Linked DNA regions of Mus musculus: all the other regions are linked to region 1. Evidence: chromatin loops called from intact Hi-C (ENCODE). Cell type or tissue: left cerebral cortex. All regions are shown on one strand. Links, peaks and the distances in the headings refer to the core of each region. The heading gives the core; the rest is flanking DNA.

Region 1 (7,879 bases), core at 1,380-6,379:
TCCCCAACCATTTAATCTTTCCTGGATCATCATTCCCCATTTTTTTTTTTTTTGCATTATGTCACTACTGGATTCTATTTCCCATTCCTTGAGTGATTCTCTCCTCCTTTACCATGCTCTCTCACTAGTTTTCTAACATCTGTGAGTATTTAAAGTGGAGCATGCATATCTAAAGAGTCAAAGCTAATATTCACATGAGAAAAATTATGAGTTATTTGTTTTTCTGGGTCTGGATTACCTCACATAGAATGGTTATTTCCAGTTCCACCCATTTACTTGTGAATTTTGGTTTTCTTAACTGCTGAACACATGTCATTGTGTAAATATTCCATATTTTCATTATTCATTGACTATCTGATGGTCATATAGGCTGCTTCCATTTGGCAGAGGACTGATATCTAGAATATACAAAGAACAACAAGAACAACAAAGAAAAAAACAAAAAAAAATTAACAGTCGAACTAAAAATGCAACATTGAGCTAAGCAGAGTTGTCAAAAGTTGAAACATAAATGGCTGAGAAACATTTTTTAAAATGTTCAGGGGTTTGGAGAGACATTTAAGAGTTTAAGAGTGCATATTGCTCTTGCAGACAACCTGGTTTCAGGTGTCAAAACTCACATACTGGCTTACATCTTGTTTGAATAGGTAAGGCCCCCATAGACTCATGTGTTTGAATGTGTGGCCCATGGGAGTGGCACTATTAGGAGGTGTGGCCTTGTTGGAGGAAGTGTGTCACTGTGGAGGTGGGCTTCGAGGTCTCTGAAGCTCAAGCCAGTTCTTTCCTTGATACATGCTGATCAAGATGCAGAACTCTTGACTCCTACAGTGCCATGTTTTCCTGTAGGATGCCATGCTTCTCATCATACTAACAATGGACTAAAACTGCTAAACTGTAATCAAGCTTTAATTATAAGAGTTGCCTTGGTTGCGGTGTCTCTTCACAGCAATGAAACCCTAAGACACAATCCCATCACTCCAGTTGATCTGATGCCATCTTCTGCCCTCCTCAGGCACTGTGTGCACAGACATATATCCAGGAAAACCTTTCATACTCATTAAATAAATAAATAAATAAATAAATAAATAAATCTTATTTTACAAAAACAAACAAGAACAGCAACAATAAAAACCAACCACTCATCAATCATTATCCATCAAGAAGAGCAAATTAAAACCACATTGAATGGCCCCAGTGTGACAAGTGTGAATAGCTCCAGTTAGAATGTATAATTTTAACACTAAACAAACAAATTACAAAACCAAGTAACAGTATGTTGGCATAGACATATAGAAAAGGAAACATTTATGCATTACTGGTGATAGCATAAACTGGTGTAACCACTATGGAAATCAGTGCAGAGATTCTGAGAAAAGCCAGAAATATATTTACCACATCATTCAGCTATATCCTACCCCTAAGCTTGTATCAAGGACTATACATCTGACTGAAGAGAAACTTGCCCATTAATATTCATTGTTATTCTGCTCACAATTGCCAGGAACCATTTGTCATATGTCAAAATCTTGGTTTTGCACTTGGATAGTTAGTTCAACTTTGTATTCTAGTTCCTGGCTTTCACTGGCTTCTGAAATCTCAGGCGCAATGGGAACTGAGATGTATTTTTTGAGATTTGAAGGACTAAAGAGCAGAGTTATTATAGTGAATGAATTCTCTGTACTTCAGTTTTTCTGATGAGGACAAGGTAGTCTTTTTTATATCAAAGTACTCTTTGGTATAGAGAAATATGAGAAACTTGAAGGGTCATAAGATAAATGAGTTAGGTAGGACTGGGCTGGAATTCCAGCTTCTTCAGAGATATAAATTTAACATAATTTAAACTTTGAGGGTCTCTCCACTCTTACTTGTAAGATGAGAACCACATTGTGACATACTGAGAAATCTGTGAGCATTAAGTAAGACAACTATGCATGTTGGATACTATATTGATGATAGTAAATAAATGTCCACTTTGGTGCATTTATGTGCTCTCATAGTTTTGATCAGAAGATGATCTATCTGATTCTCTGGGAAGTTAATAAACCTGCCTTGAGCATCTGATATATGTACATAGGCTCTCTTATGGAGACTACCATTCTCACAAAGTTCATAGACATAAATATCATACGTCACAGCTCAGAGCTTTTAATGTGTTGGGCACAAATGTAGCTCACACACATTAAAGCCTGTATGGTACTGTGGCATTGTGCTCTCTGCAAGTTGGTGCCACAATCTCACTTCTAATGAAAGTATGGTCATAAGCTGACTTCATAGTATGCCATAGCGTTTAGCCTGCAACTTATCACCTCTTCTTGATGCCATCCTAATTTAATCTTGACACTGAAGCATTTACAATGAGATAAAATTATTAATAATGATAATCTAGTCAGGTAAATGATGTTCACTTTCATTTTATCTTGTTCCTTGAACGAGGATGCTTTCTTGTGAAAGGTGAAACAGTGTCAAAGTTGTGAATCATAGTTTCACATTCAAAATAATGAGAAATCATATCTTCCTGCCTTTGCAGCTAAGAGAAGGAAATAGGGTTATTTCCATACGACTCTCAAGAATAAAGAAAAATAATCTGTAAAAAGCTTTACTCATGTCACCTCTCATTCTACTTTGAAGGGACATAACAAAATCAGAAGCAAGATGGGTTCAGTGTATTTGTGTTCACTCTAGAAATGGTAAGACAACATTTATTTCCACCTAGAACTGTCTTGGATCATGGCAGCAGTGTTTTTAAGAGGTCTCATATCTCTCAGAATGCACACAGTGATGTCCAGCATGCCACACAGTTACACAAAACACTTATTCAGCATAAAGTATCTTCATGGGGGCCCTACCGCCCTTACCCCTCGTTTCCACTTTCCACCCTCCAGTCCTCCCTTGGGAAGATGCATGCCTGTTCCATTTATGCTCAGCACCAGTGTTGCCATGGAAACTCTCCTCCTTTTCTCTACCCTCCCCAGTTACCAAGCACAGCTCTGGACTCAGTGCCAAGACCTCCTCTGTACAGACTCAATATTCTTTCAATGTTTAGACAAATCTGTTCGAAAACCTTGTTTACATTTTTTCCCACAACACCATAGCTTCGAGTCGGGGCCATCCATTTCCCATGGATCTGCTTATATTCTGGACATGGTTTCTTTTCTTTTTTCTCCACCATAGCTCTAAAATAAAATTGTATCATTTGGTCTAATTCTTAATAGGACATAAAAGGCAACTCAGGGTCAGAGTCCACCCTTACAGTCAATTTTATCCAGTCCAGAGTAGAATTTAATACTTTTTGTATACTATTTTTTTTTTACTTAAAAAATTTTGTTTAATAAATGCAGCATTAACACATGTTTAAAAACAAGAAACTTTCCTTTAATTAGCTTTAGTTGCATGTTTGTTACAGTCATCTGTGTATCTTACGTTATGCCAGACATTAATTAGTATTCAGATATACAAATAATATGTTGGCTTCACATTGCTTAATCTTACAGGTATGTTTTAGGCTGCACATTTTCTGTAGAATTTAAAAGTCTTGCTTATGGTTTAATTCTTGATTCCTATATTTAATGACGCAATTCACTGATGAAACTAAACCAAAATTAATGTTGTTGTGATGATATTTTATCCTTCTCCCCATTTAAAAATTGCCAGTTATGCCTGCAGAATTCCTAAATGTTAAACGTAGGTTTAGCTTAAAAAAAAAATACTTACTTTGCCTTTTTATTTTAAGAAACTTGAACAGGTCAGTTCAACTCAGTGAACTATGCTGACATTTACATATTTTCACAGTAAACATGTATTTTTAAATCATTACTAGGAAAAAAATACCTCTGATCAACAGAAGAGGGAGCAATATTCCCTCCTTTTTTACACAAAATACTGTGGGGTTGTTTTCTCACCTTTCCCTCCTAAACATAAGCCTCCTCTATCGTAATCTCTGCTGCTGCTTTTCTCTTTCCCTTTTCTAATTTTTTTGAGGGGAAGTGGAGGAGGGGTGCGCAGTGGTGGCAGGAGTAGGACCACCCAGTTCGATCAAGGAATCAAAGGTTAAATTCTTTCTGGTTTGTTACTATCTCTCAGGATATAGTTAAACGTTAGAAATCTTTGTCGTCTGTATATTTTTACTCGCAACAATACTTACGGGAATGAAATGCGCTGCACCTCCTTACAGAGAAGCCACAACATTGCGCAGGCAGTGGAGTGAATGTGAACGTTTTCCAGCTTGCCTGAGCCAGAGACTCTCTCATTGTTCTCTCTCTGAGCAGAGTAGGAACCGCGCACATCTGAATAACAGAGTCTTTTCTGCCTGGCGCAATCCTGGATTGTTACAGTCTAGAGGCCAGCCATGCTGTCACCGGCACAAATTGATTTAACCATCAATTGCTGTGGTCATTAAAGCTGCTAAAAGTCCCCGCCAAACTGATGAATTGCAACTGAATGTGAAATGAGTGTCTAAGTCTTTTTCCCACCACCTCATATCAAAGGCTATTGTATCCTTGCAAAGTAAAGGGTCGGGGGTTCAGGCTGCTGTTCAACAATGGGCTCTGTCAAAGGACAGAGCTCCATTCACACAAGCACTCCCAATTACAGTTTGCTTTCCATACCTTATTGTATGAAATTTGCATCCAACTAATACATTGAATTATTGGCATACTTTGGGTGTCAAAGGAGTCAATGAATGATTTGTCCTTGAAATACATGGAATCCAAAGCAGCTGCTGGTTCTTGTCTTGACAATGGAATGATTCCCTGGTTTTCCAATGCCTGCAAATGGACTAATTTTCTCCCAGCTCACAGTTAGCACTTGTGGAAGCAGTACACAATTTTTTTCCACATTCACAACTGTGAACTCATTTCTAGAGTTTTGAGAGGAGATACAGAAAAGGAATGGTATTGTCTAGCCTAACAATTATATTATAAACTTTAAAAAAATCAGTATAACCTCCATGAGGCCAATCATTTACTACTACTACTACTACTACTACTACTACTACTACTACTACTACTACTACTACTACGACTACTACTACTACTACTACTATTTGTTTGCTTAAAGTAAAAGGATACATTGTAAAATTAAAACCAACCTTACACATATGTTTAAATACCCAGAAGAACTTTTGTTAATTCTTTTAGGAAGATCATAAATAGGAATTTTTCAGATTTTATGATTAAGCTCCTCAAAGTGTTATGAACTGAGCACACGGCACATGTACACATGTACATATTTGTATGTTGGTATAATGTTTACCCAATTTAGCTGATAACTGAGTTTGCAGACATGAGGGATCACTAAACTGCAATCCTCCAGCTTCTGACACTCAAAGGCAGCAAGGAATTCAGAAAACATTGGGTTTGCTCTCCTTGGTGTTAAGTTTGGTTTTTCCTAGCAGATACTCATCGACCGAACATTTCCCTTCATCTTGAGTCTTGACTTTAATGTGTTACATTATTTGGTTTACCTATGTGCTTGTGTATGCAACTTTAGCAAACTCATCATGGCGGTGTTTTCATGGTGCTCTTAGGGGCAGCTCTGTAAGAGAAACAAGCTTTGGGACATCAGAGAAAGAGAGCATCACTTGTAGTCCCAGCAACACATGGTGTTTATTTTCCTTCCATGGTTCATCCTGCCAGGAAGTATTATCAACTGAGCAAAGACCAGATGTGGAAAACAAAATAAGTATGATTTGATGTTGGAGCAGGGGTGAGTTGGGACAGGATGGGAGAAAGAAAGCAAAGCCAGTGGCCACCATAGTGCTACAGAGAAAACGGGACAAAGAGGGGACCTTCACCACAAAGGTCAGAGGTTCAGGCCACACACCTCTTATAATGAATTGGCAGACAGACCCAGGTTTGTGTTTCCCTAGATTCTATTTACCATAGACTGTTAGTCGCCAGTAACTGTGTAGAAATCCATCAGCAAGAACTGTTACATTGGCCTCCAATTCCAAATGACCCTTAAAGAAGGTCATTTGATTCTTATCTCTAAGGATCTTTTGCTCCTCCTCCACTCAAAACAGGGCCATGGGGAGAAACAGCTCCCTTAATATAAAAGAGAACCTTGCATTGAAATGAAAAGCCCTTCTTCAGTTGTTTAGTAAATGATATTAAGTTGCTAAAGAATGTATAAAGGCATATCCTGGGTCATATTCTTATTGTAAGTTTCCTATAAGTGAATGAAACAGTAGGGTATGTTAACTTTTTAAGCCCTATAATCAGATTAAAATTTTAGCTTAAATTTTTAACTATTTGTATCAAGTCATTACAATTATTACTTATTTAATTAGTAATTTATTGGATATGTACTTTAGACAGTTTGATGAGTGTTTTAGCATTATTTCTTCAAACTCAAGAGAACAGTAAACCTGCCTGCTTTAATTTTTTAAAATTCAAATACATATAATTTGTGCTTTGGGAAAAGTGCATATAGCCAATTAATATAATCTTTCAGTACTATTACAATGAGATGTACAAGACATATATTTACATCCATTTTATAGTTGATGGAAACTGAGTATTAGAGTCTGTTAATGGGTGCTGGAAAGATAGAGGAGGGGTTGAGAGTGCTAACTATTCAGACATGAGACAATAGTTCAGATTCTTTTTTTCTATTAGATATTTTCTTTATTTACATTTCAAATGTTATCTCCTTTCCTAGTTTCTCCTCAGAAAATCCCCTATCTCCCTTCCCGTGCTCTCCAACCCACCCACTCCCATTCCTGGTCCTGATATTCCCCTATACTGGGGCCTGGAGCCTTCACATGACCAAGGGCCTCTCCTCCCATTGATGACCGACTATGCCATCCTCTGCTACATATATAGCTAGAGTCACAAGTTCCACCATGTGTTTTCTTTGATTGGTGGTATAGTTCCAAATAGTTCAGATTCTAATAGCACCCAGGTGGCAAGGCAAGAGTCCAGTGTATGCCTGTAGATTTAGATTCTAGGAAGGTAGAGACCCTGGGATCAGTGGTAGTGGCTGGCTTCTAGCTGAAAGGGAGAGTCTCAAAAGGATATGTAGAGAGTGATAGGGAAGGGTGAGTACCTGACACTTTGGACACAGGTGCATGTTCTGTCACACATACATGTGCACACACCACATACTCATGACGCATTCGCACACTCAAATAGATAAAGATAAATAAATAGATCTTAATTTCTACCAATGTAATGTTCAATAATGAGAAAGTATAAATTAGAACCTTGGTTATGTATATGGAAAGTCCATTCATTTTATTGCAGTGTTTTGTAAATAATTGAAGATTGAAGTGTGATACAGATAATAGTGACCTGGTATATCTTTATTGGACCTTTCATTTGATCTACTGTGTACATTTTTGTACCTTTAACATTTTTATTACCTAAATTCATTCTTTGACAATCTTAGTTATATATATGATATCGTTCTGATTACTGTTACCCACCTTTTTCTGTCTCTCTCTTATTCCTGTTAATTTCCCCTTTCCCTACAAATTCCTTTCCTTCCTTCTGTTTCTTCTTTTGTTTTACTTTATGACCCACTAAGTTTAAGTAGAGCGTTCTCTATGGTCATGGATTTGGAACTGGCCACTAGAGTCTTGTGGGCTCATGGGTAGATTATTGACCACTGGAGTCTGATGGATTGATGGGTGGGTACCACTGGAGAGCATGACTCCCCCTCTCCTGGAATCTACCTGTCTTTGTATTTAAAGTGAATTTCTTGTAACAACATAGAATTTGGTATTTAATTTTCTGGAAAGAGTCTTCCCATGTAGCCTAGGCTAGGCTGGTATTTAGTATGTAGTTCAGACTAGCTTCAAACTTACATCAAGTGTCCTCCTTCAGGTTCCTGAGTACTGAGATCAAAAGCATGTGTTATCACCCTTAGCTAAGGCCTTGTT
Region 2 (7,879 bases), core at 1,957-6,956, 1.5 Mb after region 1:
GTTCTCTCCTTCCACCAGGAGGATCCTGGGAACTGAATCAGGTCCTCAGGCTCGACGGCAGAGGCCTTTACCCACTGAGTCGTCCGCCTCACCAGCCCTGAAACAAGCCTGATCTTAGAGTTCCTTCCATTCTACGGTAAAACCCAGCAAGCTCATTTTCCTAGTAAATGTACCTCAAGAGCATGCAACTTGGTTATTTTAATTGATTGCTGTCCTACATAAACAAAAATCCCTGCTGGAAGGTTGCTAGCAAACGTTCAAAAAGACAGTCAAAGAGGAAGGTGGAAACAGTGGCTGAGGATGGTGAAGGGCATTCAAAGAGTGAAGAAAGCCAAAGGTGACGTGGATCTATCCAACCTTACATTCACAGCTGTTAGCTAATTCTATGGCCTCCCAAAGTCATACTTCGGAAACCTCATCCCCAACACAGTGATTCTGTGCAGTAGGGGCTAAAGGGAGGGTGTGGTCTAGACCATAAGAACTCTACCCTGTACACAATAGCTACAATGTACAAAGAACCTTTTGGAAAACGAAACATTCCAGCAGTCAACTTACTGCTCTCTACTTGAAATACATCTTTCATTGCCTCTGCTGCAATGTTAAAACTTGACCCTTTAAAATGTTTCCCCTTTTCTGGCTGTCACAATGTAAAGCTTCATTGATAGAAGATGCTAGAGGGAAGAATGAAGAGTTTTTCTCTTGGACTTCTCCAGCCAGAGCTCTGGCATCACCCTCTGTCAACTGCCAGGACCCTGCAGTGCACAGAGGTCAGCAGCATGGCTTCTCTTTATGCTCTGAGCAGCTCAGCCAGTCTCTGCTAGTTTCTCCCAGGGGATGTCTTTTCTGAATTGCTTTCCTTGGAACTCCAGTGGACAGCACATTTCAAGCAAGTACCTCGGTAGTAATCTAGTGAGTCCTCGCATTCTACAGAGATGCAGGGTGCCTGTCACTGTCTAGATCTCAGTTCGCAGTCCTGGAGTAGGAGGTGGGCGGTCCCCAGACACTGTCTCAACTGGGGATGCTGACTGCTTCCTAAATACATGGCTCCTGCAGGGCTTAGGTTTTGCTTAAGACCTCTCTCTCTCTCTCTCTCTCTCTCTCTCTCACACTTTTGCTCTCCCCCTCTCCTCCTCCTCCCCTTTCCCTCTCCCTTCTTCTCTCCCTTCACCCCAATCTCTTTCAATCCATAATTACCCCAATCTTCTTACAAACTTCTGTCTCTTGCCTGCACCCTGAGCGCAGGTAAATTTTGCTTTCTGATCTTTGTATTTTCTCAATAGCAACACTCAGTATAGTCCACCAATCACAACTTTTTTTTTAAAAACATTTTTAAAGATTTATTTATTATTTATTATATGTAAGTACACTGTAGCTGTCTACAGACACTCCAGAAGAGGGCGTCAGATCTCATTACGGATGGTTGTGAGCCACCATGTGGTTGCTGGGATTTGAACTCTGGACCTTCAGAAGAGCAGTCGGGTGCTCTTACCTGCTGAGCCATCTCACCAGCCCCACAACTTTTAAAAAGATAAATGTCTATTGAGTAAATGTTTAGATATAAGGAAGAGTATGCCATACTTAACTGCCAATACACAATGGACATAGTGGCACATGCCTGAAATCACAACATTCAGTAGATTGAGGCAGGGGATCACACGTGCAAGGGCAGCATGGTGGGGCTGGGGTAGGGGTGGGGGATAGGAGGAAAAGATTGAAAGACATACTATTGATTTAGGCCATAACAATCTTACAGCATAGGAAAGGCAAAAGCATTTCATCTTTAAATCCAACTGTGACAAACCAGATTGGCTCTCTGGACTAATGAGGACTTAAAGTCCAGAAAGGAATCTGGTTTGTCAGGCTCTGTATAAGGCAGGGAGTGGTGGGAACACATTCCTAGTTATCAGCTAAAGGGCATGCCTTGGACACTTCACCCCCAGTGCAACAATGTTAGGCGGTAGGTGCTAAACTAGGACGAGGGGAAGACAGATGTAAGAACTTTGTCCCCTTAAGTGGTTTTACAGAGTTATTTTAATTATAAATGTCTGTGTGGGTCTTGAATGAGTCTGTGCACATGTGTTTACAGGTGCATGCAGAGTTCAGGAGAGAGCATCAACTCCCAGGGCTGGAGTTACAGGTGGTTATAAGCTACCTGAAATCCAGCCTATTGTATATCATGTTTATTACATTATATTATATTGTATTATATTATATTATCTGTTTGTTTATTTTGAGGTGGAGTCTCTGTACATATCTCTGGCTGATCTGGAACTGGCTTTGTAAAGCAGGCTAGCCTTGCCTTGAACTCAGAGAGATCCACAGGTGTCTGCCTCCCAGGTGCTAGGACTCAAGGCATGTGCCTGCCACCACACCCAGCTCTAGCCTTTTAAATAAGAAAAAGACTTCTGAAATACACGTGAGGTGGGTGCTCCTGACCTTTACCCAGGGTGGGTTGCTTGAGTAGTTGGTATGACATGACTTTCTCACACAGCCTGTAGCATTAAGTGTAAGTTAAAAAAAAAAAAAAAATCGAGCTGGTGCAGGAGGCTGAGGCAGAAGGATTGTGAGTGTGAGGTTGGGCTTCTCATTTTTTTCAAATCGGTGGTTGGTTTTGCTGGCTCCTGGTGGCTTCCTCTCTGGAAGAAAGAGGCCTTTGTCAAGTAGAAGCGCGGTTTGTGTGTTTGCTTATTGTTTTGGGTCAGGGGCTTACTGTGTCCTAGGCTGTCCTGGAACTTGATTTTTCTGTCCACCCTCCTGAGCGCCGAGTAGCACAGGAGGCATCTCACCCAGCTTGGTTTTGATGACATTCACTGCCTCTCCGCACCTGCACTGAGCAGGCAGGCTCAGTGAACAGCTAGTGTTTGAGCTCTGAGTTTTGAGTGCCACATGGCTGAGAAGTGACCCTTGAAATATTGAATTCTGAAGAGAGAAAAAGGTGACGTGTTAGATAATACACAACTGATGCTAGAAACTTATCAATAAACCCAACACATCACAACTTAAAAATATAGACTTAGGTTACAGTCATAGTTTGTTCGCCTTGTTCCTAAACACAAAGCACTGGACACAAGGCAGAACAGCCTTGTTATCTGCTAATAACTTTGTATGTGTGTGTGTGTGTGTGGGGGGGGGGGTTCTTTGTTATTTAAAAAAAAAATATAACATCATATAAGTCATACACCCATTTTCAATATTTAGAATAAAATACTCTTAAATTACTATGAACAAATAGACTATCATCAAGACTGCGCCCTCATTTATTCAGTCCAGACTATGGAGCTCCGGAGCCTAAACCAGGCCTTGTGCTTGGTTGGTGGCAGGCACCCTCCCACCCCTCACTCATAACTCTATTCAAAGATTCAGAAACAGCAGCCGTGGGACAGTGTTCCAGTTCCCTTAAATCTCAATTTCACCATATTACTTGAGTTCCTGGAAGACAGCTCTCCACTCTCCATTATGTATATTAACATGTTCTACATCTGGCCAAAATAAAAATTCCTTCAACTCTAATATGCGGTTCTACTCTACTTCCAACTACAAAATTCTCAAATAGCGATTTGCTATCAGACACAGTGCTTTATGGATATAAACTTGGAAATTAGTGTAAAAATTATCTCATTTACAGAAAAACCTCCATCAGTAACCCAAATTAAACTATACATTCAAAAGAATCTTGGGTTGGGGATTCAGTTGCGTGGTTGGGCACTTTCCTTGCAAGGTCTGGGTTATATCCTCAGATCTAGAAAAGAAAGAAGCTCCTTAGCACTGTGCTTCTGTGTGTTTAAACAACTGACTACTGGAAAACATACACTCTTCAACCCTTGTTCTATAGGGAGACACTGCCATCTTGCGGCAGCATAGTAGACAAGCAACAGAGCAGCTTAGAAGGCTGTGAATTTCCCACTCTAACATTTACATTACTATGACCATAAACAGTAATCATTTTCCTTGACCCACTTGACCATCTTTTCCTTAAGATTATAATTAGTCAAATACGAGGAAATTAGTATTTCTATAAGCTTGCCAAAATTTATTCATTTCCTCCAGGAAACGAAGCCTTGGAAGACTGCTTCTGTATGTACCATTATCTGTTGATATGAAATCAGAAAGCATCAAATTCAACAAAAGCTTGAAATCATCCCATCTGATATTGATAAAAACACCTGAAGTGGACGACATTTTTCTCACACCATTCCACAACCCTTTGCCTTCTTACCTTGTTAGCTGCATTACATAGCCATTTACTTGAATATCACAATGAACCCAACAGGAAACATCTCGTTCTCATTTTAAATAACAATCAGAATGACATTTTCTGTACGGATACCATGCAGTTTTTATTACAATTGCTCTGTAGTACAACTTGAGGTTAGGCATGGTGATTCCACCAGAGGTTCTTTTTTTTTTTAAGATTTATTTATTTTTATATGTAGGTACACTGTAGCTGTCTTCAGACACACCAGAAGAGGGAGTCAGATTTCATTACGGATGGTTGTGAGCTAACATGTGATTGCTGGGATTTGAACTCAGGACCTTTGGAAGAGCAGTCGGGTACTCTTACCTGCTGAGCCATCTCACCAGCCCCTACCAGAGGTTCTTTTATTGTTGAGAAGAGTTTTTGCTATCCAAGGTTTTCTGTTAATCCAGATGAATTTGCAAATTGCCCTTTCTAACTCTGTGAAGAATAGAGTTGCAATTTTGATGGAGATTGCATTGAATCTGTAGATTGCTTTCAGCAAGACAGCCTTTTTAAAAATATTAATCCTACCAATCCATGAGCATGGGAGATCTTTCCATCTTCTGAGATCTTCTTTGATTTCTTTCTTCAAAGACTTGAAGTTCTTATCATACAGATCTTTCACTTCCTTAGTTAGAGTCACACCAAGGTATTTTATATTATTTGTGACTATTGAGAAGGGTGTTGTTTCCCTAATTTCTTTCTCGGCCTGTTTATGCTTTGTGTAGAGAAAGGCCATTGACTTGTTTGAGTTAATTTTATATCCAGCTACTGCACTGAAGCTGTTTATCAGATTTAGGAGTTACCTGGTGGAATTTTTAGGGATATATATATATATATATATATATATATATATATATATATATTAGGGTCACTTATATCATATCATCTGCATATAGTGATATTTTGACTTCTTCCTTTCCAATTTGTATCTAATTGCTCTGGCTAGGATTTCAAGAACTATCTTGAGTAGATAGGGAGAAAGTGGGCAGCCTGTCTAGTCCCTGACTTTATTGGGATTGCTTCAAGTTTCTCTCCATTTAATTTGATGTTGGCTACTGGTTTGCTGTATATTGCTTTTATTTTGTTTAGGTATTGATCTTGAATTCCTGATCGTTCCAAGACATGAATAGATGTTGAATTTTGTCAAATACTTTCTCAGCATCTAACAAGATGATCATGTGTTTTTTGACTTTGAGTTTGTTTATATAGTGGATTATGTTGATGGATTTCTCTTTATTAAACCATCCCTGCATCCTGGGATGAAGCATACTTGATCATGATGGATGATGTTTTTGATGAGTTCTTGGATTTGGTTTGCAAGAATTTTAATGAGTATTTTTGTTTTGCTATTCATAAGGGAAATTGGTCTGAAGTTCCCTTTCTTTGTTGTATGTTTATGTGGTTTAGGTATCAGAGTAATTATGGTTTCATAAAATGAATTGGGTAGAGTACCTTCTGTTTCTATTTTGTGGAATAGTTTGAGGAGGATTGGAATTAGGTCTATTTGAATTAGGTCTGCACTAAACTCATCTGGTCCTGTGCTTTTTTTGGTTGGGACACTATTAATGCCTACTTCTATTTCTTTAGGGAAAATGGGACTGTTTAGATCGTTAATCTGATCCTGATTTAACTTTGGTACCTGGTATCTGTCTAGAAATTTGTCCATTTCATCCAGGTTTTCCAGTTTTGTTGAGTATATAGCCTTTTGTAGAAGGATCTGATGATGTTTTGGATTTCCTCAGGTTCTGTTGTTATGTCTCCTTTTTTATTTCTGATTTTGTTAATTAGGATACTGTCCCTGTGCCCTCTAGTTAGTCTGGCTAAGGGTTTATCTATCTTTTTGATTTTCTCAAAGAACCAGCTCCTGGTTTGGAGGATTCTTTGTATAATTCTTTTTGTTTCCACTTGGTTGATTTCAGCCCTGATTTTGATTATTTCCTGCCATCTACTCCTCTTGGGTGAATTTGTTTCCTTTTGTTCTAGAACTTTTAGGTGTGCTGTCAAGCTGCTAGTGTATGTTCTCTATTTTCTTTTTGGCAACACTCAGAGCTATGTGTTTTCCTGTTAGGAATACTTTCATTGTGTCCCATAAGTTTGGGTATGTTGTGGCTTCATTTTCATTAAACTCTAAAAAGTCTTTAATGTCTTTCTTTATTTATTCTTTGAACAAGTTATTATTGAGTAGAGTGTTGTTCAGCTTCCAGGTAAATGTTGGCTTTCTATTATTCATGTTGTTATTGAAGATCAGCCTTAGTCCATGATGATCTGCTAGGATATATGGGATTATTTCTATATTTTTTTATCTGTTGAGGCCTGTTTTGTGACTAATTATATGGTCAATTTTTGAGAAGGTACCATGAGGTGCTGAGAAGAATATCCTTTTGTTTTAGGATAAAATGTTCTGTAGATATCTGTTAAATCCATTTGTTTCATAACTTCTGTTAGTTTCAATGTGTCTCTGTTTCGTTTCTGTTTCCAGGGTTTATCTATCTTGTTGATTTTCTCAAAGAACCAACTCCTCGTTTGGTTAATTCTTTGAATAGTTCTTCTTGTTTCCACTTGGTTGATTTCACCCCTGAGTTTGATTATTTCCTGCCTTCTACTCCTCTTGGGTGAATTTGCTTCCTTTTTTTCTAGGGCTTTTAGATGTGTTGTCATGCTGCTAGTATGTGCTCTCTCCCGTTTCTTCTTGGAGGCACTCAGAGCTATGAGTTTCCCTCTTAGAAATGCTTTCATTGTGTCCCATAGGTTTGGGTACGTTGTGGCTTCATTTTCATTAAACTCTAAAAAGTCTTTAATTTCTTTCTTTATTCCTTCCTTGACCAAGGTATCATTGAGAAGAGTGTTGTTCAGTTTCCACGTGAATGTTGGCTTTCCATTATTTATGTTGTTATTGAAGATCAGTCTTAGGCCATGGTGGTCTGATAGGATACATGGGACAATTTCAATAATTTTGTATCTGTTGAGGCCTGTTTTGTGACCAATTATATGGTCAATTTTGGAGAAGGTCCCGTGAGGTGCTGAGAAGAAGGTATATCCTTTTGTTTTAGGATAAAATGTTCTGTAGATATCTGTCAGGACCATTTGTTTCATAACTTCTGTTAGTTTCACTGTGTCCCTGTTTAGTTTCTGTTTCCACGATCTGTCCATTGATGAAAGTGGTATGTTGAAGTCTCCCACTATTATTGTATGAGGTGCAATGTGTGCTTTGAGCTTTACTAAAGTGTCTTTAATGAATGTGGCTGCCCTTGCATTGGAGCGTAGATATTCAGAATTGAGAGTTCCTCTTGGAGGATTTTACCTTTGATGAGTATGAAGTGTCCCTCCTTGTCTTTTTTGATAACTTTGGGTTGGAAGTCGATTTTATCCGATATTAGAATGGCTACTCCAGCTTGTTTCTTCAGACCATTTGCTTGGAGAATTGTTTTCCAGCCTTTCACTCTGAGGTAGTGTCTGTCTTTTTCCCTGAGATGGGTTTCCTGTAAGCAGCAGAATGTTGGGTCCTGTTTGTGTAGCCAGTCTGTTAGTCTATGTCTTTTTATTGGGGAATTGAGTCCATTGATATTAAGAGATATTAGGGGAAAGTAATTGTTGCTTCCTATTATTTTTGTTGTTAGATTTGGGATTCTGTTCTTGGGG
Region 3 (7,879 bases), core at 1,957-6,956, 290 kb before region 1:
TCCTATAGATGTTCCTTACAGAAACACAAAATTCTCTCAATTACATTTTCAATCATATTCTACATCTACTTTATTATATTTTAAATTTAATTTTTAAATAAAATGTTTCTTGGGTTTTAAAAATAACTTTGTTCTTCCTATTACCTGTCATTTTCTTTTCTTTTTTTTGTTTAGATTTTTAAATTTGATATTTTCTTTATTTACATTTCAAATGTTATCCCCTTCCCTGGTTTCTCCTCTGGAAACTGTCTATTACCTCCCCTCTCCCCCTGGTCACCAACCCACTCACTTCAGCTTTCTGGTCCTGGCATTCCCCTACACTGGGGCATAGAGCCTTCACAGGATCAAGGGCCTTTCCTCCCATTGATGACCAACTAGACCACCCTCTGCTACATATGCAGCTGGAGCCATGAGTCCACCATGTGTACTCTTTGTTTGGTGGTTTAGTCCCAGGGAGCTCTGGGGGTACTGGTTAGTTCATATTGTTATTCCTCCTATGGGGCTGCAAACCCCTTCAGCTCATTGGGTCCTTTCTCTAGCTCCTTCATTGGGGACCCTGTGCTCAGTTCAATGGTAGGCTGCAAGCATCCACCTCTGTATTTGTCAGGCACTGGTGGAGCCTCTCAGGAGACAGCTATAACAGACTTCTGTCAGAAATCATTTGTTGGCATCCACAAAATTGTCTGGGTTTGGTGTTTGTATATGGGATGGATCCCCAGGTAGGGCAGTCTCTGGATGGCCTTTCCTTCAGTCTCTGCTCCACACTTAGTCTCTGTAACTCCTTTCATGGGTATTTTGTTCCCCCTTTTAAGAAGGATCGAAGTATTCACACTTTGGTCTTCCTTCTTCTTGAGTTTCATGTGGCTTGTGAATTGTATCTCGTTACCTCTCATTTTCAGTTTTAGAGACTCAATTATGTTATGATATGTCCCACAATAATTGCATTGTAAGTGTCATGAACCGTGATAATAGGGAAGCTGTTCATAAAATGTTCTCTCACTGTCTGTAACTACTAAAGGCTTCTTTCATAAATTTGAAAGAAAACCTTCATGGTTATGTGGACTAGTTGGGAGCTATTAAGACAACTCTATTGTCTTGATCTCTGAATTGGGCCTCTCCCCCCGAGAAGAAAAGGGAGTCAAAAGCGGGCCACCGACGCACCGTTCCGAGAACAACCACAGAATGTTCCAGCCCTAAGTCAGCGCCAGATGTCCTGACCACAAGATGTACCCTGATACCACCAAGTTCCTGCTTCCCCATATAGTTGCCAAAAAAAAAAAAAATTCCGCTGCCATCCCTCCTGCTGAGAAGTATTTCCTCCTTTGCTTGTGCATTTCCATTGACCCATTCCTCCTGCTGAGAAGTACTTCCCCTTTTGCTTGTGCATTTAAGCTTTGAGCCTTGCTGAATACAGTGACACTTCCTGCACTTGGTGTCCGTCTCTCCCTCCCCCCATTTGGTTCTTAGGAGAAGGTCCCCTCGAGACCCTCAATAACTGGACCTGCTGGACGGGTCAGTTGGGGACCCAGAGATTCAATCACCATAATGAAGACAGTGAAGAGACAATTCATTATCTCTACTACCACTAGTTTTCTTTTACAACAAAGTAAAACAAAACCAACCAACCAAACAAACAAACAAAAAACCCCCAAAACAAAAAATCCAAAAGAAACAAAACAAAACAACAAAAATCCAAAGAATATCTTCATCTCTATTACCCTGACCTTAAAATTAGCCTTTGAACTTCTCTAGTTGACATTCACTCAATTTCCTGTCCAGTGCTGGTGCTCTCTTAGCATTCACCTGACTAGGGCTTGCTTTATCCTCATCAAGAATCAAACTAGGGGCCAAGAGAGCCCCTCAGTTGTCCTTCTGAGATAAGAACCCTGAAACCCCATTACAGTATGTCCAGTGCTGACAAAGAAATCGTGGAGGAGTCTTTAGAAGGTTAAAAAAAAAAAACTTTATAACCATGTTAGTTGAACTGGATGGGTCAGGATGGACTCAATTTCAAACAATATGGGTTAGTAGGTGATTTGTGTAACATACCCAGTGTAAATGTGGTAGCAGGAGGTCAAAGACATTAAGTGACACACATCCTGGTGGTCAATACAAATAAGAATTAAAAAAAAACAAAGAAAAAGAAAGCATACTTATTTCTAGTTGGGTAAATGCTGAGCAAATGGCAGTAAATGTATGAGATGCAGAGATAAATTCCCCATCTTCCATGTAACCACTGTGGTAACTAGGGAGGCATCTACATGCTAGAACCATCAATCCTTCACACATGCTATTTCTTACATCTCTATAATTTCTTGACTCCCAGTTTACATCTGGAGAGAATTAGTCTGAAAGGTTAAATACATTGCCCTGGGTCCACATAGTTAGAAAGAGATTCCTGGAAACCAGACTCTCATCTCCAATACTGAACTTGTAGTTTTAATTTACTTCTAACTTAAATTTAATAAAACCTCTAATTTTACTACTAAATTTATAATAATAAGTCAACAGAGCAAATATCTGACATTGACCTAATCAAGGAATTGAATGTTAGAATGTGTCTGATGGTTGCCAAGTAGCTTCAGTGGAAAACCACATTATGGTATAGGTCTGACTTCAGCCTTGCCACCACTGAATGGCATTCAGTACACAATTTTACCACCATTTTCTCAAACCCTCCTAGTCTTAGTGAAAATAATACCAGACCTATATACCCCATATAAGCTTGGATTTGCAATCTTTCTAAGGGAGGTTAAGGATTTTAGTTATCCTCCATGTGTTAATTCAGTGTTTTAACTGTGTTAAGAGATTCTCATTTGACAAGTTAGCAAAAGACAGCTATATTTTTGGAATGCATTCTTGTTACTCATGAAATTGTGTCTTTAAAGAGTCCCCTCAATCTTCAGAGGAGAAGACTAAGGATAAGACCAAGAGTGAGCAGAGGAACACCTACCTCTTTTTGAGGACCTTTTTATTCTCTCCTCTTTTCCCCTTGCCATCCAAGACACCCGTTTCTTCCTCTTTCCCTCAACCTGTGCCCTCTTTTCCCCATGCCCATCAAGACTCTGGTGTCGTCTTCTTCTTCTTCTTCTTCTTCTTCTTCTTCTTCTTCTTCTTCTTCTTCTTCTTCTTCTTCTTCTTCTCGAACTCAGAAATCCACCTGCCTCTGCCTCCTGAGTGCTGGGATTAAAGGCGTGCGCCACCACGCCTGGCTGACATTCAAACTCTTAATGCATAGAGCTTCTCTAGCCTTGGCTGGCAGGCAATAGCTCAGCATTATTATGTACCTGTGCCTGTGTACACAAGACATGGCTTGCAAACAGCTATATTATCTTGAAGACCACCAGAGACTCCGGTTGTAGCCTCCCCCAGCCTCCAAGCAGGCTGAGCCAGAACTTGACCTTGCTGCCACTAAGGAGATTACCTAGGGTGGAGCCTTCCTCCCTAGATCACTCTATTGTTCAGCCACTGCTACCTGCTGAGAGGCCTCTGAGCTATTCCGGAGACTGCACCCTATCCTGCAGCGTTGTTGTCACCTGCAGCTGGTTCCAGGCTCCAAGAATGAATTGGCAGGAATGCCCCCCCCCCAACTCCGTTTATAAGTGCATTTGCCATTGAACATTTGAGCTTTGATCAGGAATCTTGACTTAGCTCCATTGCCTAGTTCCCTTGTCTTTTCAGCTCCCGCTTGCCTCCCAGGTGAAACCTGGTTCATGTGAGCCCCGTGTCGGCTTCCAACATCGGGTAGTTCTGGTGATTTGGTGAGTTGGATGTACTATGCATCCCATCAAAATTTCTTGCTTTGTTTATCTGTACTGTTTCCAAGCTCAGCTAAAACGCTTCCTGTGATGGTTCAGTATCATGCATCTCTCCTCTTCTGTGGCATCATTGTTGCAGAAGACTGGCTGGAAGTTAGGTACTAACATTAAAGAAGGAGAGACTGGGCCAAATGTAAGGCTTGACTTTAAATAATTGATGTCTGACCGTAGCAGAAGAGAGTCATGCAAACATTCTTTTATAAATAAAACAAGCCTACATGAATATTCCTCTTTCTTGTACAATACATAATTCAGACATCTTAATTAGAATTGTATGCTTTGGGATTTGATTAAAAAGGAAAACAACCTCCAGAATGTTTGTCTGTTCTCAGCGATGCCAAGAATGTAATCACCAGTTTTACAAACTGATTTCCACACAGCAAGGAAACTTCTTGTCTAATTTAATTGTTCAAATCTGAATCCTATGGATCTGAATGCATCCACGGTAATCTTTAATTTGTTTCTTTCTTTTTTTTTTTTTAAAAATAGCACTTGTAAAAGCTCTCAAGGAAAATCATTGCTGTCCTCACCCAGAGGACCAAGCCTCACAAAGAAAGTCGGAAGCCGCAGTTCTAAAGGTGCACAGTAGATGGCGCCCTGCCACACAGATTCCCAGGTGACTCCGTCGGGAGAGGCAACTGACACCCAGGGAGAAGAGGTTAGAAGTCTTAGAAATCACTTTTAACTGAAGCAGTAAACTGTTGTTTTCTAATTGCCTCTGACACCAAAGACCATTAAGCTTATTTAATCTAATCCTGAAAAACAATTACATTTTAAAACTCCCTTTTAATGCCCGGCATGATCTCCTAGTCACCTCATACACTGCCCTCTTCACACTTCACACAAGTTTATTAATTTAATTAAAACCGTATCTCTCTGGTTAATCTATGAGTAAGCATTCTGGACATTCCACAACAAAGTTCTCTCTATATTAAGACTTTATAGTTTGCATTTTTAGCATTGGGGGGTGAAAAAATCTTGAAATGAATGTATAGGTGGGGATATATATACACACACACACATAGCTATTTTTACATACTAGTTACCCTAAAATTTGATAATTACTTAGTCACCTTAACATAGTTAAAATTTTGTCCCCCAGAAGATATAGGGACTTGAGATAATTTTGCAAAAGATTATTAAAACTGTTATTATGTCCATTCAGTAATGATAAAGCAATGAAGTCCTTTCTAATACAATGTTCATTACTAAATATTTGTCAAGGAAGTCTGACTCAGTGAAGCAGCAGATACTTATAAAACGTCTTTAAACTAATAATAGTTATGAGGGGAAAGGAGAGATGTTGCGTGAGAACTGTGCTCTACTGGACACACAGGCACCCTCACACCTTCCCTCCTGTCTGGAGCTGCGTCCTCAGACTGGAGGAGCTGCTCTTACTTCTGTTTGCAGTGTGTGTGGCCCGCCATCCTTTTCACTTGCCACATAACATTTATTTTCCCACTTGTTTTTGTCCATTTAGGTTTTAGATCTCTGTCCAATTTCTGGGGCTCCTGGAAGTCTCACATTGGCTTTTCCTGGCTTTATTCACTATGCTGGCATCTGAGCCTGGCCTAGTTAGGTCAACCCACTGAGTATTATCAGAATTGCTTGAGTTCACTAGAGCTTTCGGAAGGAAGAGTGGTGTGGTTGGCTGCAGAGAGCTTTCTTCTCAAGGCCTGGCGCACAGACTTCACAATACGTTTACTTCCTCCTTTCCTTTAGATGTTGCTGTTTTCTGTCTAAGCCCCTCCCTTCCTTCTTTCACATTGCTTTTTAATGGGCCATCTCAGTCCTTGACTCCCAGATATTAGTTTTGTTTATCTGCTAATCACCTCTAAGTCCATGGCTATTCCAAATCCCTCTCCTGACCTTTGGGACTATGGTTGCTACAGAAGTACTTAGCTCACTGACACCTCTGTAAAATCAAATTTTATTCTTGAGACTCTGAACCTATCTCAGAAATCCCATAGTCATCCTTATAGATATTTAAAATAGATTATTATTATTATTATTATTATTATTTCTTTGTTTTTGAAGCAGGGTCTCTCTATGTAGTCCTGGCTTTCTTGGGGCTTACTCTGTAGATCAGGGTAGCCTTGAACTCATGGAGATTCTCCATTCTCTGTGTCTTGAGGGCTGAGACTAAAGGTTTGTGTTACCACCCCGAGCTTATTTTATTATTTTATATTTATAAGTGTTAGGCCGATGAGTTCATATTTGTACTATGGAGGGCATTAGTCTTACTGGACAGTTGCGTGCTGCCACATGGGTGCTGAGAATTGAACCCTGGTCCTCTGCAAGACCAGCAAGTGAACCCATCCTCCAGCCCACATTCACTTTTGATCCATTTTTCTTCCTCTAAATGATGGCAAGGTCTGTTAAGTTTTGGGAAACCCTTATGTCTTCTCAGTTTCTTCTGCTATTATCTTATAGTCATTGTCATTACCTACTTGGATTTGGGCACCAGCCTTCTAACTTGGCTTTTTGCTTTTAGCTTCCTTCTTTTGCTTTGGACCTTTGAAGCTGCACTTGGATGAAGGCTCATGTAATTAGAGATTTTGTTTTGTTTTCTTGCTTAAGAAAATTCTATGGCTTGTCTCTTTTCTTTGAGTTCCTTGTTCTCATCTATTTGGCCTTGACTTCTATTCTACTTTTTTATAACACCTTTCAAGCACCTGCTTGAAGTACTCTCTTATCTGCCATATTACTCCTTGCTCTTTCTCTACTGTAATATTTACAGAATCTATTATACTATCCAGTTTCCTTGTCTCTATCCATACCAGAGTGTGAGTTTTACAGAAGCAGATACACCGACTTCATTTACCTATTTTGTTTATTCCCTAAGAGCATCCCTCTAATAGAATAAGGATACAAAATGGACATTGTGGGGGACTCCGCGGAACTTAGGAAATTAGTGGGAACAGGTGAGAGGGTGCGCCAGAGAACCGGACAGCTTCTGGGAAAGGCAGAAGCACAGAGCCGCTGAGGCAGCACCCTTTGCGGGCCGCAGACAGCCGGCCACCGTCCGGACCAGAGGACAGGTGTCCGCCTGGCTCAGGAGGCGGCCTCAGCCTCAGCACCAGCGGTCACCATCTTGGTTCCGGGACTCCGTGGAACTTAGGAATTTAGTCTGCACAGGTGAGAGTCTGCACCACAGAAGCTGACAGCTTCTGAGAACTGCCAAAGCAACACAGCTTCTGAGAAAGGTCCTGGTTTGGGCCTTCTTCTTCGGCCAGGAGGAGGTCCAAACACAAGATATCTGCGCACCTTCCCTGTAAGAGAGCTTGCCAGCAGAGAGTGCTCTGAGCACTGAAACTCAGAGGAGAGAATCTGTCTCCCAGGTCTGCTGATAGACGGTAACAGAATCACCAGAAGAACAATCTCTAAACAGAGTCAACTATAACTACTAACTCCAGAGATTACCAGATGGCGAAAGGTAAACGTAGGAATCTTACTAACAGGAACCAAGACCACTCACCATCATCAGAACCCAGCACTCCCACTTCGCCCAGTCCAGGGCTCCCCAACACACCCGAAAACCTAGACCTAGATTTAAAAGCATATTTCATGATGATGGTAGAGGACATCAAGAAGGACTTTAATAACTCACTTAAAGAAATACAGGAGAACACTGCTAAAGAGTTACAAGTCCTTAAAGAAAAACAGGAAAACACAATCAAACAGGTAGAAGTTCTTACAGAAAAAGAGGAAAACACATCCAAACAGGTGATGGAAATGAACAAAACCATACTAGACCTAAAAAGGGAAGTAGACACAATAAAGAAAACTCAAAGTGAGGCAACACTGGAGATAGAAACCCTAGGAAAGAAATCTGGAACCATAGATTTGAGCATCAGCAACAGAATACAAGAGATGGAAGAGAGAATCTCAGGTGCAGAAGATTCCATAGAGAACATCGGCACAACAATCAAAGAAAATGGAAAATGCAAAAAGATCCTAACTCAAAATATCCAGGAAATCCAGGACACAATAAGAAGACCAAACCTACGGATAATAGGAGTGGATGAGAATGAAGATTTTCAACTCAAAGGACCAGCAAA

The links. Hi-C counts contacts between places; a loop is a spot of excess contacts. Peaks named below come from ENCODE experiments on the same cell type or tissue, not always from the same donor. Only the 100,000 strongest peaks of a DNase experiment are listed, where the experiment ranks them.
Region 2: it touches region 1 in a loop (2.9-fold over the local background); 10 of 42 quality-filtered maps call a loop at or near these places.
Region 3: it touches region 1 in a loop (2.4-fold over the local background); 2 of 42 quality-filtered maps call a loop at or near these places.

What each region holds. Positions count from the first base shown.
Region 1 is chr10:38,550,353-38,558,231 of GRCm38, reverse strand. No RefSeq gene overlaps it. Among named protein-coding and RNA genes, the nearest start is that of Gm22911, 61 kb to the left of the region's middle. In left cerebral cortex, for the core only: a CTCF peak has its summit at 3,834 (motif pointing right); DNase peaks (open chromatin) are centred at 2,955, 3,958 and 4,228; H3K4me3 peaks cover 555 bases; H3K27ac peaks cover 986 bases.
Region 2 is chr10:37,010,425-37,018,303 of GRCm38, reverse strand. No RefSeq gene overlaps it. Among named protein-coding and RNA genes, the nearest start is that of Hdac2, 40 kb to the right of the region's middle. In left cerebral cortex, for the core only: a CTCF peak has its summit at 3,861 (motif pointing left); a DNase peak (open chromatin) is centred at 3,830.
Region 3 is chr10:38,845,847-38,853,725 of GRCm38, reverse strand. No RefSeq gene overlaps it. Among named protein-coding and RNA genes, the nearest start is that of Rfpl4b, 28 kb to the right of the region's middle. In left cerebral cortex, for the core only: a CTCF peak has its summit at 4,403 (motif pointing right); DNase peaks (open chromatin) are centred at 4,408 and 5,388.